Linked DNA regions of Homo sapiens: region 1 is linked to region 2. Evidence: chromatin loops called from intact Hi-C (ENCODE). Cell type or tissue: Caco-2. All regions are shown on one strand.

Region 1 (8,000 bases), 68 kb before region 2:
GCAAAAGAGTAATGAGCACACTGCTCTTCTTCCTGAATTTAATGAGAGTGCACTCTGTATTTTATCATTAACCATAATATTGGCTATCAATATGCAATAACTATTCTCTATTAGATTAAGGAAGTTTTCTTCTATTTTCAGGCAGCTTTTGTATTTATTTTAATATTGCTTTCATTTTAATTATTTTTAATCTTTGCAATTATTGAAATAATTATTTTTAATCTTCAGAGGTATTGATGTGACTAATTAATTGACTGGTGTTTTTAACATGCTAGTGGATTAGCATGTTATTTATATTAATAGTGAGATTAGTTTGTGATTTCCTTTTTTGTGCTGTATTTATGTGTGGGCTTTGGTATTAGAGTATTGGTGGTTTGAGAAAATGAATTGGAAGTGTGCCATCTTTTTCTCTGCTCTGGAACAATTTAAATTGCATGTTAATTGTCTTTCCTTGAAGCTTCAATAGGACTCACTTGTAAAATTGTCTGGATATGATACAGCTTTTGGAGTTATTTCTTAGGCAAAAATTTCAACTTCTCCCATGGTTATTGATATCCAGATGAACTGTTTTCTCAAGTCATTTAAGTTTATGTGTTTTTAGAAAATCACACGTCTCATCCTTATTTTCAGGATTTTTAGCTTAGATTACTGTGTTTAAATTTCTTACACCATTATAACATACTTCTATATCTGTGAATAAAGCCTAATTCTTGCTTTTAATGTTTTGAATGTGTTTTCTGTTGTTTAAATCTGCAAGAGGCTTGTCCATTTTATTGATATTTGCAAAGACATTAGCTCTTGGATGTATTTATCAAATCTATTTTTATTTTCTAATAATTTCTCTTGATCTCTTAGGTTTTTCTCATCTTGTTTTTTGCCATTTTTAAAATTCATTTTCATTTTCTATTTTTAAAAATGAATATATTTAAGGCTATAAAATTTCTTCTGAAAATATTTGTCTCCATATCAATTTTGATTTGTAGATTTTGCTGCATTTATAGATTTAATAGCCTGTAACTGCATTTTTAAGCTTTTGTAACAAGTATAATTTACAAGCAAGAAAATACGTATCTTAAGGGTACAATTAGATGAATTTTTTAATGAAGTAAAATTTATACAGAGTGAAATGCACATATGTTAATTGTGCAGTTTGGTGAGTTTTGACAAATACGTATGTCTGTGTAACCAACACACCACCCAAGACACAGAACGCTTTCACTACCCCAAATGTTCTCTCATGTCACCTTCCAGTCAGTTCCAACTCCTCATGGACAATTGCTGCTGATTTCTGTCCCTACTGATTCATTTCATTGATTGTTGGGCTTTGTGTATATGAAATCTTACAGTATGTGCTCTTTTGTGTCTGGCTTCTTTCCCTCAGCAAAGTGATTTTGAGGTTAATCCATTGTGTTGCTTATATCAGCAGTTCATTCTTTTTTTTTTTTAATTGCTGAGTAGCATTCCATGGTATGACTATACCACAATTTGTTATCCTGTCTCTAGATGAACTTTTGGGTTGTTTCCAGTTTTTTGGCTATTATGCATAAAGTTGCTATAGGAATTCCTTTAAAAATCTTTCTGTGGACATGTTTTTATTTTTTGGGGGTGCATATTTAGTGGAATTTCTGGGCCAAGGGGTATGGTTAATTTTATCAGAAACTGACAAACTGTTTTCTAGTCTTTGTACCATATATATATTCCATACAGAAATGCATGAGACTTCCAGTTATTCCACATCAGTATTAATAATTGATATTGTCAGTCTTTTAAGTTTTAGCAACTTTATTGGGTACAAAGTAGCATATCATGTGTTTTTAATTTGTATTTGCTTGATGGATAATGATATTGAACATCTTTTTGCGTACTTATTGGCCATTCATATACTTTTGTATGATGAAAGGTTAGTTCAGTCCTTTTGTTCAGACAACCCATTAAAAAAATGGGTTGTCTGTTTTCTTTGTTATTTGAGTTGTAAGTGTTCTCCACATATTCTGGATATAAGTTGTCAGATTTACGTATTGTAATATTTTCTTCTAGTCTGTGATTTATCTTTTTTACAGTGTCTTTTGAAGAATAGAAGATCTTAGTTTTAATGCAGTTCATTTTTATCACTTTTTCTTCTATGGTTATTGCTTTTTGTGTTTTACTTAAGAAATCCTTACTTACCTAAATATTGTAAATTTGTTTTCTTCTTGCAGCTTTATAGTTTTGTGCTTGATCCCATCATTCATCCCAAATTAATTTTTATATTTGGTATGAAGTGGTATGAATTGGTATGAAGGAGAGGTCAGGGTTCATTATTTTTTCTCCCATTTGGATATCCAGTTGTTCCAACACCATTTGTAGAAAAGACTGTCCATTCCTTATGGAATTATTTTGGTGACTTTGTTGAAAATCAGTTGAGTGTGTTTTGTGGGTCTTTTTCTGGACTTTCTATTCTGTTTCTATACTTGCAGTTTGAAGCTTCTGTATTTGATACTCTCTTTGACCCCTGAATTATTTAGGAATATGCTGACATCTTTAACGACAACTCTAACTTATGACACAGAAAACCATTATTTTAGGGCCATGTCAGCAATGACGCCAAATAGTTATTCACCTGGGTAGGAATGTCCATCCTTTAAAGTAGTTCTGAAACCTAGCAGTATACTTGGGGAGTTTTTTTAAAACAATGCAGATTTTGGAACGCCACCCCAGACCTAATTTTCACTGTAGAAACTGGATAGTTTCTGTTTTTAGAAAGCTCTTCCAGGTGATTCTGAGACATCCAGTCAATTTGGAAGCCATTGCTCTAAGCACTACCCCTTACAGCAAAAAGCTGTTACTCTCTAAGCCCTCAGTGGATTCAAAGCTTTTCATTATTTCAGTGTACAGAATCAACCCTCAAGAAAGGGGAAGAGATAATTAGCCTGTTTTTCTCTCAAGCATTGAAATCACCACAAATCTCAGGTTATCTTTGAATGACCTTTTGACTTGAGAGAATATAATATTTATGGTTATTGTAGTATATTTAAGGTATTTTACAAGTTACAAAAACCATTGAATTCTGAATGACTGTTCTGCTGTTCAAATATAGTGACTTAAAAATTCATGGAGGAATCTTTGGGACTATGAAAGTCAGTGTCTTACTTATTTCAGGGCTAATGGATCAGAAAAGCTCCAAGAAGGCCAAGAGAGCTGTCAAATGAAGTGCACTGTAGCTCAAGATCAGAGAGAAGGGCTTTGGAGGTAAGAAGGGCTTTGGAAGAGACTTAGTATCTCAACGTATCAGTGAGAACATTAGAATGAATGCTGGTACTTTTTCCTGAGACAGAGAACAATAAAAGAAGTCCAGGGTTTGGCTGGAAAGAACATGAACTTGATGTGGGACATTTTGCTTTGGGAAATCTCTGTGCTGTCAAAAGTAGGTGCCAAGTAGTCCCTTGTGAAAAATCTTCTTTCACATTATTTGTCTAAGACAGTGTTTCCTAACCATTGCACTATTGACATTTTGGGCTGAAAAACTCTTTGTTGTGGGAAGCTGTCTTGTGCATTGTAACACGTTTAGCAGCATCTCTGGTCTCTACCCACTAAATGCCAGTTAGCACTCCTCCTAACTGTGACACATACAAGTGTCACATACTTGACACATACAAGAAATATGTGACCATTTTATATCTCTTGGGTGTTCTGTACTGTGCCTAGGTGTAGATTTACTTCTCTTTATGCTGCCTGGGACTCATTGGGAGTCTTAATCTAAGTATTCACATATTTCTTCTAGAAAATTCTTAATTATCTTTTCAAATTCTTCACTCCCCCCACAAAAGGCTCATTCTAGACTTTCTCATTATATACTTCATGTCTCTAGCCTTATTTTTATATTTCCATCCTCTTTGCACTATATTCTGAGTAATTTATTCAGGTCTATCTTCAGTTTCACTGTTTCTGTCTTCATCTTTGTCTAATGTGCTGTTTGACCCATCCACAGAATTTATAAGATTAGGGACTTTCTAAGATTATGAGACTTTATAATATTACTGTTATTTGCTATTTTAATGACTATATTTTTCATATCTGGAAGTATACTTTTGCCAACCTGTGTGATGTTTTTTCTAGTTTCTTCTTTCACATATATTTGATTCTATTTTGTAATTTTAAATGCTTATAGTTTTCCATGATGACTCTCATATGAATTCCTTGGAGATCTAATTCCATGAAATCCTTCTATTTTTGCTTATGGCAGATGGTTTTCTTGTGTAATTCTAGATTGTGATCTTATGATTGGTAGGACATTACCTATGAAAAACCTGTGTGGTTTGGCTTTTGTGTGAGAATTCAGAAAGAGTTTGATTTGTTTCTTTTAAGTTTCCCTGGGAGAATTATTATCCCCAGCTTGCTTACTTATTTATTTACTCTTTTAGCCACTGGGAGTGGCTAGGAGTGGAAAAGCAGTGAATACTGAGTCACAGTGGAGAAATGTGTCTTCAAGTCTCCCAGATAAAGTGGTCTTGGCACCTATGATTGGGCCTGAAAGATCACACATAGGATTTTGGCTAGGAGCTGCACTCCTCAGAGGTTAGATACCTTTTTTTTTTTTCATAAGAAATTGAGCAGGCCAAGAAAAAAGCTTCAGATGCTGCTATTTGGGGGTGTAAGTCCTGATGAATAGACCTGTTTGCCACCTTATCACTGCACAGTGAGATTGCCCTATTAATCAGTCCCATCCATATACATAGAGCATCCAGGTGGCTTTTTAAGTGAATATCATAATGGTATGAGGAGATGGCTAAGGATTTCAGGTATTTGATAAACATTTCCTGTGTGAAAGAGAAACCGAATAGTCACACAGATAAAAGGAACCTAGAAGAGACGGAGACAATTTCAAGAATAAAATAAAACTTTAAATAAAATGCGTATTAGTAATAAAATGAATATATTCATAGAAATCAGGGAAAATGTTGTATCCAGGAAACAACTGAATTCTGTGAAAAAGAACATTCAGAGAACAAGTAGGATCTTTTTAAGATGAAAAAAGTTGATGACTAAAAAAAAACCATGAATAGAAGTGCCAAAAGATATGTCAAGATAATTTTGCAGAAAATATAGCAAAAATATAAAGAGGTATAAAGTTTAAAAATTAAGAAGCTTAGAAGATAAATCCAAGAGATACGATATTGAAGTATCAGGAATTACGGAAGAAGAGAATAGAGAAATTGGCAGGGAGGCCGTTATCAAGGAAATAATAATACAATATCTCTGAAATTAAGAACACTGCTCTCTAGTTTGAAAAGGTCCATAGTGTATCCAATACAATAAATGAAAAAGTCCCTACTGTCAGACCTGATCTCTGCAGGGTAGTCTTGCACATCAGACAGGGCTGGTCTAACCTGAGCACTCTTTGGTCTACTGGCCTCTCCCATGGCCCCAGCCTGGCCTTGCCTGCTTACAGGGCAGTCTTGGGGGGCTCTGGAGGCCCACACCATAGCTTCTGTGCCTGTGGACTGTGCCTGACCAGTGGAAAGCTCCAGAGAGGTGGCCTCTATGGCCACACATCAGCCTGCAAGTTTCCCCCCTATACTGCAGCTTCCCCTGAGCCCACGGCAACTGCCCACATCACTTCATTGATGTGTGTCTGCAGGGGTGGGTTTTGCTTCATTTGCCCTGCCAGTAGCAGTGCAGTATGCAACCCCCCAACCCCCAGTGATGGCTGTTGCAGACAAATCTTTGGCCAGCACAGAGCCAGGAAGCCCCACCTAGCCAGAGCCCCACCCTTGCACAAATCCTGTACTGAAAACAGGGGATCCTCCTATACCCTGAGTGATCACTCCTGCTTATGGGGCACAGAGAAGGCATCCAGACCTGTGCCACCCCAAGCCAATGCCACCTCCAGTGCAACAGCACACACAGTCTCCAGCAGGGCCCCCCCACACCCTCACCAACTGCCTTGCCTCTATCGCTGTGGTGAACGCCCACCAGGGAAGCAGGTACCCCCACATTCTCTAGCACTATGCTGTTGCTGCCACACCCTGGCACCCCCAGCACAGTGGACTCCAAACCTTGAGGAGCTAGAGAACAAAGTCAGGCCCAGTACAAGTCCCCTACATTAGAACATGCACTCCAGGAGTTGGGAGCTGAGTGTTGGCCCCCTAAAATCTCCCAGAAATGAAGCCAGCTGGCTTAATATGCTTTATATCACAATCAGACCCTCAAAATCATCAAATAGGACAAAGGAAAAAAATTCAAAGATTGAAGGTAGATAAGCCCACAAAGATGAGAAATAATCAGCGCAAGGAATGCTGAAAACTCAACAAGCTCGAGTGCCTTCTTTCCTCCAAAGGATAGCATCATCTCTCTAGCAAGAGTTTGAAACCCAGCTGAGGCTGAGATGGCTGAAATGACAGAAGTAGAATTTAGTATATGGACAGGTATGAAGTTCAATGAACTACAGGAGTATGTTGTAACCCAATACAAGGAAGCTAAAAATTATGATAAAGCATTGCAGGAACTGACACACAAAATAGCCAGTATACAGAAGAATGTAGCTGTCCTGATAGAACTGAAAAACACACTATAAGAATTTCATAATGCAAGTATTAATAGCAGAATAGACCAAGCAGAGGAAACACTCAGAGCTTGAAGACTGGCTTTCTGAAATAAGACAGGCAGACAAGAATAGAGAGAAAAAAAAAGGAATGAACAAAACCTCTGATAAATGTGGGATTATGTAAAGAGACTGAATCTACAACTGATTGGTGTACCTGAAAGAAATGGGGAGAATGGAACCCACTTGGAAAACGTATTTCAGGATATCAGCCATGAGAACTTCCCCAACCTAGCTAGAGAGGCCAACATTCAAATTCGGGAAATGCAGAGAACCCCAGTAAAATACTTCACAAAAAGATTATCCCCAAGACATATGATCATCAGATTCTCCAAGGTCAAAATGACAGAAAAAATGTTAAAGGCAGCCAGAGAGAAAGGCCAGGTCATATACAAAGGGAAGCCCATCAGATGAACAGCAGACCTCTCAGCTGAAACCCTACAAGCCAGAGGAGATTGAGGGTCAATATTCAAAATTTCTTAAAGAAAAGAAATTCCAACCTAGAATTTCATATCTAGCCAAACTAAGCTTCATAAGTAAAGGAGAAATGAGATCCTTTTCAGACAAGCAAATGCTGAGGGAATTTCTTACCACCAGATCTGCCTTACAAGAGCTCCTGAAGGAAGCAATATGGAAAGGAAAGACTGTTACCAGCCACTAAAAAACACACTGAAGTACACAGAGCAGTGACACTATAAAGCTACCATATAAACAAGTCTGTGAAATAACCAGCCAACATCATGATGACAGAATTACATCCCCATATACCAATAATAACCTTGAATGTAAATGGGCTAAATGCCCCATTTAAAAGACACAAAATGGCAAGCTGGGTAAAGAACAAAGATTTATTGGTATGCTGTCTTCAAGAGATCCATCTCACATGCAATGACACACATAGGCTCAAAATAAAGAAATGGAGAAAAATCTACCAAGCAAATGGAAAACAGAAAAAAAGCAGGGGTTGCAGTCCTAGTTTCTAACAAAACAGACTTTAAACCAAGAAATATTAAAAAAAAAAAAAAAAAAGAAGTTAAAAAGTTCAAATGGTAAAGAGTTCAATTCAACAAGAAGATCTAGCCAACTTAAATACATATACACCCAACACAGGAGCACCCAGATTCATAAAGCAAGTTTTTAGAGACCTTCAAAGAGACTTAGACTCTCATGCAATAACTGTCAGAGACTTTAATGCCCCACTGACAGTATTAGACAGATCATTAAGACAGAAAATTAACAAAGGTATTCAGGAACTGAACTCAGCACTGGATCAAATAGACCTGATAGATATTTATGTAACTCTCCACCCAGAAACAACAGAATATATATTATTTTCATTGCCACATGGCACATACTTTTAAATCGATCACATAATTGGAAGTAAAACACTCCTCAGCAAATGCAAAAGAACTGAAATCAT
Region 2 (8,000 bases):
CATACCTCAAGAGACACATGTAATATCAAGGGATTTCTCTCTCTCTCTCTCTCTATCTCTGTATATATAGAATATTTGCACACATATGGAGAATATTTACATTCTATATACCCACATATATGTATTTAAATTTATGTTTTCTTTTTTAAGATGCAAACTATTAGAGAGTAGTCTATTTGTTTCCTAAACAAATGACCCAGTTGAAAGGATTGGGTTGATGACCGTGTCAGTTATTGATTTATTACCTCTTGACTCCAAATTTGCCTTTGTATACATTCTCTGCAATCATGGACAGAAGTGCCTTAAGCACCATCCTGTATAGTGAGCACTTTGCTAAGCTTTCTCAGCAGAGGGCTTGGGAGGGGCATTGCAGAAAGAAGGAACTCTCCTGCTGTTTCTGGTGGCCGTGCAGTAGGCTAGTGTTTTTGGTATGGGGACATCCAGTAGGGCTCTTCCCCAGCCATGTTCCCAGAATAAGCAATCTTTTGGCAACCTTGCAGCCTCATCCTGGCCTGGCAATAACCTTTCCTAGCCTTCCACATTGGCTACAGCACCCCAGCACTCCCTGTATGTGAAGGCCTACTGCTTGCATGGGCACTCGATTCCCCATGCAGGCCCCCTGCACAGCTCATCTTTGTCCTAGGCCCTCACCTACTTGTTCACACCCCTGGTTCATGATTGCCTGAACCCTGCCTGGACTATGGAGGATTCCCTTCTGCTTGTCCAGCAACTGCAGACCCGCTCTAGCCTGGGAAAACCAACGATCTCTGCTTTCCAGTGAAATGAACTATACATTTCCCAATAAGGCTGAACGGCAGCCTTGGGGAGGGACCTTCTTTCAAGTTTTTTTTGGACACCGTCCCTCAGCCTTAGGCATACCACATAGAGATTCCTTTTATCTTATAGTCACTCATTTATCAGAGTTTAGTAATTCTTTATATCAAACTTTCCCCGTTTGGCCCACTGGGTGGTTTCTACCTCCTCATTGGACCCAGACTGTTAGTTACAAGGATGAGAAAGATTATAACTGTAAGGATTCAGCACAAACTGGTACTTAGAATATACTTTTTATTTTTTTTAAATACCCTCTCTTGAAAAAAATACCTCACCTTGTCAGTTTCTTTTCAGTATATTCTTTAATATGCTTGCCTCTTGTTAATAATTTCCCTTGGACATTTTTACAATGTTTTTTCTTTGTGGAGTATTTTTCCAAAATATTTAAGAATCCATTCAGCTCCAAGGGCTATATGTCAGTCATTTTTACTTTTTCCCTCTGTTGGAAGAACAACTTGTACTTTCGATATATATATATACTGGCCAATCATCTCAGACAAGAAATAAACATATGAAACATCACACAGACATTGCCACAGTGTGTATATTGATTTGGTTTTCAGAAGAACCATTAAGCCTTCATGGATTGCCCCTAGAAAGTGCTAACTTCTGAGAATTATCATTCTGAATGTATCTTTCTATCTGAGCTCACGTTCCCTTTTAGAGTTCACATATTACAAACATATATCTTCTTTTTCTTTTCTTAAAAAAAATCTCTGGGTCACATTCAAATTTTAGTTTCTGTGCTAAAATTATAGTGCTCTGTGTTCCTTTTAAATATTCTGCCCCTTTTGCAAGATCTTCAATACCTTTTATCCTTCCTTACCTCAAGTAGAAAGGGGTAGTGGAAAGTCACTCTATTAATAGAAGAAAGCAGGTGCTGTTCTACCATTCCTGGAGCTTCACAACCCTTGTTCATTCTTACCTTAGCAGCTATAGTAGTCCATGGTGATGCTTGAGTTAAGGTACTGCTCCCCCCTCCCTTTATTTCCCCCTCTCTTCTTCACTCTCTTCCTCTCTTTCATTCCCTCTTTCTTATTTTCCCTCTCCCTTCCTTCCTCCCTCAACTACCCACCCATTATAATTAGGATAAAATTTAAACTCCTTGCCATAGGTAATAAGGCCACATAAGATCTAGCTCCTGCTTGTTTCTCTAACTTCTCAAGCCTCTGTCTTCCTCCATTTTGTCTCACGGCTGCCTCCTTTTTATCTTTTCTATCCCACTTTCAATGCTTCTCTTCTGAGATGCTTTTCTAAATACCTAGTCACCTCCATCACCACCATGCCGTTACCCTATCACTGATGTGATATGCTTTGTTCATATGACTTTATCATGAACTGTGGAATAATTTTATGTCTTTTTTGTTTATTATCTTTTTCCTTTATTAGAATATAAAATCTTTGATGGCAGAGATATCATTTGTCTTTTTGATGACTATATACCTAAAGACTAGAACAGTTCCTGGCACATGGTAGGGATTTAAAAAAAAATGTTGACCATCTGAGTGTATGTGGGGCATTGGACTATGAACTGTGATTATTGGCAAATAAATAGAAAATGTATTATCTCCTGCTGCCCCCAAAAAACTGGATAAACATATTTAAGTTGCCCTATTGTAATTGTTTTTTTCCAGATGCAAGTACTATTGCCATTCTTACTATTGGGTCAGGGGCCTGGTGGTATCTGGGGCATGATGAAGGGTACAAAATTAAGGAAGAATATGGTACCAAACTGCTTGACAATAATCACATTGCTCTATTCAACTGAAATTCTCATATCCAACACTCTTTTTTGATCAAGTCTTGGGAAGGCCTATTAAAATGCAAATGAAAGTGATTAAAATGTTAACCTACATGTGTAGATTATAGGGACCATTGTTATTGATTATCTACTTAATAGCTTTCAGACAATAGTGGCTCGCAAAGATGTTTTAAGCCGTGGAATTTTTTCAAACAAAAAGCTCACCCAGGATTCCATATACATATAGGTAAGAATGACTGATATTCTGGCTGAAGCAGTGGTATTGGAACTGGTACTCTGCCCCATGGGGCACCTCTCCTGACTCCTGCCCCTCAAGGTAGTGCCCAAAGTACCACATGAGACCCAGAGAGCTGAAGATACTTATCCAGTCTTTTGTTGTTGTTTTTTGAGGCTGGGTCTTGCGCTGTCACTCTGGCCGTAGTGTAGTGGTGTGCCACTGCAGCGTCAAACCCCTGGACTCAAGTGACCCTTCCACCTCAGCCTCCAAATGAAGAAGGAATTAGTGAAATCAACTATAAGCTAATAGTAGTAGTAATAGATATTTTAAAATCCTCTTAAAGCTGCTGCAAAGTGTGACCCCTCACCCCCACACTCAAGTTAAAAGGGAGTATTAACAGCCTGTCTTCTTTCTGTGGACAGTGGACCTTATCTATACTCCCCAACTCTACATTCCTCAAAGTTTATTATAGGCCCAGAGAGTGCCTGCTTACCTTCCTACATGGCTGCAGGGTCACAAGACTGATAAGTTTAGGTTGCAAGACCTGTTTCTCTCAAGATGTAAGAAATGTTGTAATGCTGCATTTGTTTCTTGCTTCTGTAACTCGCTTCCTGCCTCACATGGTTCCCGCCTTAAGATGTTTAAAAGTAGGAAAAGCCCTTTGTTTGGGGCTCAGACTATCTGGACCTATGTACGGCTGAGCCAGTGATCACCTTAATTTAATAAACTCTCCTGGACTTTTTTGGTCTCTCCAGTCTTTGACTGTCTTGCAACCCAAAGTGCTAGGATTACAGGTGTGAGCCACTGCACCCAACCCTCCAAAGTCTTAAAATGATCAACAGCAACAAGACTAAAGACAAACTTCCTGAATTCTAGTGGCCCGTGCTTTTACCTGTGTTATCCTATAAACCTGGATGAAAAATACTATAGAATCAGATTAGAGCCTAGTATCAGGAGTTCCTACAGAGAGAGAAAATTTAGAGGTTTTCAGGACCCACATGTCCTTGCTTAGAATTCTCTCTATGACTATGGGAGAATTGCCTCACAAGACTTCTCTTCTGACTTGGAAATTCATCTAGAGCTTGTCTTTAGTGATAGAAATAAACAAACAGGACTGCTTTCTCCAAATTTTTATTTTAAAATTACTTTATCACTCTGAGTTTTCATGCATCAGAGAGAACTTTTACCCATAGGTGTCTTGACTTCCCATTGGTGAAGAGGGGTATGGCTCTGATCAAGAAGGGTAGGCTCTTTTCATGAGTATTTTTAGTTTTATTTTTAAGTGGAAGCCCAGATTAGAAACATCTCATTTAGCTGAATTGGTGGCTTATGGATCAGCCATAATGTAGATTCTCTGCTCTTGCTAGTTGGGAATTCAGAGCCAAACACAGCATCTGGCCTGCTAGTAGACAGTCAATAAATTTTTTTACTTAAGTGAATGAATTTCAGACTTTTGTGTTATTTAACAAATATAGTTTAATAATATATTAATCTGATTTCCGACTACATGTTGAGGTGGGTGTACATTATTTGTGCCATATGCAATTGTTATATCCCAGGCATCAATGATACTCACACTGAGATCCTGGAAAATGTCCTTTATGATGAGATATTGAATGTAACCATGAAAGTCACTAAATCTTTCTGCATCATTGTACATCTCCCTGATGTTTTCTGTTTTGATGATAACCATAGTGTCTGGGCTTCTCAGAAGAAGATGCTGAATGGCTTTGTGGACATTGAGGGCCCTTCGGATAAAAACATCAATGGGAAAGGGTCTGAAATGCTGGCCCAGGGAAATAACAATGACAGTATTTTTTTCTCCTCCAGTTCTGTCAATGGCCCGGGTGAGGTACTCCATCTCTTTGACTGAATAGGTCATTGATCCTATCAAGGGATAACAATATTTTTGCCACTGGATGTTGATGTTCCTATCCAAATCCACAGCAAGCTGGTGTTGCAATTTTCCAGATTCATGCAGATCCACTGACTTCAGTGCTGATAACAAATAGGCAATCCCAAAATAAAAGGAGGATATAGTTACCAAGATTGAGTAGATATAAAGATGGAAGAGATTTGATTGGTATAATTAAATAAGCTAATCATGTCTAATTTATTATAGGTTTAGATGAGGGGATGTTTTTGAAAATTATTTGAACAGTCAAAAGTGTTACGTAGCATCTTGGATTAAGATGGTGGATAGGAGGCAGGACTAGCTTGCAGCTCTCACTCAGACAAACAGAGCAGCCTGTGGAGACTCACATCATGAACTTCTGCTCCAAGAACTGCCACAGGAACATACCAGGAAAGTCAGAAGAATCCATAGACCCTTTGAAGGAACAGGATCACCACTGCAGGCTCTCTGAGATGCTGAAAAACTGTGTCCCTAGGGCAAGTTTCCATCCTGCCTGTAGGACAGCAGCTGATGTGCTCTTGAAAGTGCCACCTGCTGGCTGGAGGCCAACGAACACAAAACCAGCACACTAAACAAAAACACAACCAAAGACCCTCACAGAGTCCACTTCACTCCCCTGCTAACTCCACTGGAGCAGGTGCTGGTATTCAAGGCTGCAAGACCTGAAGATGGGTCACATCCTATGGGATTCTTTGCAGACACTCTCCAGTACCAGCCCAGAGCCCAGTAGCTCCACTGGGTTGCGAGACTCAGGAAGCCCCATTCCTAGGGGAAGGGGGATTAAACCACATCAAGGGAGCACCCTGTGGGACAAAAGAATCTGAATAGCAGCCCTTGAATCCCAGATCTTCCCTCTGACATGTCTACCAAAATGAGAAGAAACCCCAAAACCAATTCTGGTAATATGACAAAACAAGATTCTTTAACTCCTGCAAAAGACCATACCAGTTCACCACCAATGGATCTAAACCAAGAAGAAATCTCTGAATTGCAGGAAAAATAATTTAGAAGGTTGATTATTAAGCTAATCAAGGAGGCACCAGAGAAAGGTGAAGTCCAACTTAAATTAAAAACATGATACAGAATATGAAAGGAAAATTCTTCAGTGAAATAGATAGTATAAATAAAAAACAATCACAATTTCTGGAAATCAAGGATACACTTAGAGAAATGCAAAATGCACTGGAAATTCTCAGCAATAGAATTGAACAAGCAGAAAAAAGAACCTCAGAGCTAGAAGACAAGGCTTTAGAATTAACTCAATCCATCAAAGACAAAAAGGATTTTAAAAAATGAACAAAGCCACCAAGAAGTTTGGGAGTATGCTAAATGCCCCAACCTAAGAATAATTGGTATTCCCAAGGAAGAAGAGAAATTTAAAAGTCTGGAAAACATATTTGAGGGACTAATCGAAGAAAATTTCCCTGGCCTTGCTAGAGATCTAGACATCCAAATACAAGCAGCTCAAAGAACACCTGGGAAATTCATCACAGAAAGATCATTGCCTAGGCACATAGTAATCAGATTATCTAAAGTCAAGATGAAGGAAAAAATCTTAAGAGCTGTGAGGCAAAGGTATCAGGTAACCTATAAAAGAAAACTTATCAGATTAACAGCTGATTTCTCAGCAGAAACCCTACAAGCTAGAAGGGATTGGGGTTCTATTTTAGCCTCCTTAAACAAAAAAATTATCAGTCAAGAATTTTGTATCCAGCAAAACTAAGCTTCGTAAATGAAGAAAAGATAGTCTTTTCGAGACAAATGCTGACAGAATTTGCCAGTACCAGCAAGCACTACAATAACTACTAAAAGGAGCTCTAAATCTTGAAGCAAGTTATCAAAGCACACCAAAATAGAACCTCCTTAAAGCATAATTCTCAAAGGACCTACATGAAATAATGCAATGAAAAGAAAAACAAGGTATTTAGGCAACAAGTAGCACAATGAATAGAATAGTATCTTATATCTCAATGCTAATATTGAATGTAAATGACCTGAATGCTCTACTTAAAACGTACAGAATGGAAGAATGGGTAAGAATTCACCAGCCAAGTTTCTGCTGTCTTCAGGAAAGTCACCTATTTAATAACACATAAGAACTCACATAAACTTAAGGTAAAGGGGTGGAAAAAGATATTCCATGCAAATGGGCACCAAAAGCAAGCAGGAGTAGCAATTCTTATATCAGACAAAACAAACTTTAAAGCAACAGCAGTTTAAAAAGACAAAGAGGGACATTATATAATGATAAAATAACATTCAACAGGAAAATACCACAATTCTAAATATATATGCATCTAACACTGGAGCTCCCAAATTTACAAAACATTACTAATAGACCAAAAAAAATGAGAGATGGCAATACAATAGTGGGGAACTTTAACACTCCACTGACAGCGCTAGACTGGTCATCAAGACAGAAAGTCAACAAAGAAATAATGGACTTAAACTATACCCTAAAACAAATGAACTTAACAGATATTTACAGAACATTCTACCCAAAAAGTGAAGAATATACATTCTATTTATCAGCACATGGAACATTCTCCAAGATAGAGCATATGATAGGCCACAAAACAAGTCTCAGTAAATTTAAGAAAATCAAAATTATATCAAGTACTCTCTCAGACCACAGTGGAATAAAATTGGAAATCAGCTCCAAAAGGAACCCTCAAAACCATGCAAATACATGGAAATTAAATAACCTGCTCTTGAATGATCATTGAGTCAACAATAAAATCAAGATGGAAATTAAAAAATTCTTTGAACTGAACCATAATAGTGATACAAGCTATCAAAACCTCTGGGATACAGCAAAAGTGATGTTAAGAGGAAAGTTCATAGACTTAAATGCCTACATAAAAGTCTGAGAGGGCACAAATAGATAAACTAATGTCATAGCTCATGGAACTGGAGAAACAAGAATAATCCAAACCCAAACCTGGCAGAAAAAAAAATAATGAAGATCAGAGCAGAAGTAAATGAAACTGAAACAAAAGTAATACAAAAATAAATGAAACAAAAAGCTGGTTCTTTGAAAAGATAAATAAAATTGATAAACCATTAGCAAGATTAACTAAGAAGAGAGAAGATCCAAATAAGCTCAATTAGAAATAAAACAGGAGATATTACAACTGATACCACAGAAATATGAAAGATTATTCAAGGCTACTGTGAACACCTTTAAGCACATAAACTAGAAAACCTAGAGGGGATAAATTCCTGGAAATATACAACCCTCCTAGATTAAACCAGGAAGATATAGAATCTCT

Evidence for each region. Hi-C counts contacts between places; a loop is a spot of excess contacts. Peaks named below come from ENCODE experiments on the same cell type or tissue, not always from the same donor. Only the 100,000 strongest peaks of a DNase experiment are listed, where the experiment ranks them.
Region 1: a loop joins it to region 2, with 2.2 times the contacts of the local background. A loop is called at or near these places in 2 of 110 quality-filtered maps.

Annotation. Positions count from the first base shown.
Region 1 is chr11:114,498,522-114,506,521 of GRCh38, forward strand. It overlaps a transcript of NXPE2 not described here. Among named protein-coding and RNA genes, the nearest start is that of NXPE1, 57 kb to the right of the region's middle. In Caco-2, no CTCF peak of the experiment used is centred here; no DNase peak of the experiment used is centred here.
Region 2 is chr11:114,566,663-114,574,662 of GRCh38, forward strand. It overlaps NXPE4 (neurexophilin and PC-esterase domain family member 4), which reads right to left. Exons shown (of 6, transcript NM_001077639.2): 6 at 3,929-4,811. The coding sequence ends at 4,276. It also overlaps a transcript of NXPE2 not described here. Among named protein-coding and RNA genes, the nearest start is that of NXPE1, 11 kb to the left of the region's middle. In Caco-2, a CTCF peak has its summit at 5,265 (motif pointing left); a DNase peak (open chromatin) is centred at 3,319; H3K27me3 peaks cover 137 bases.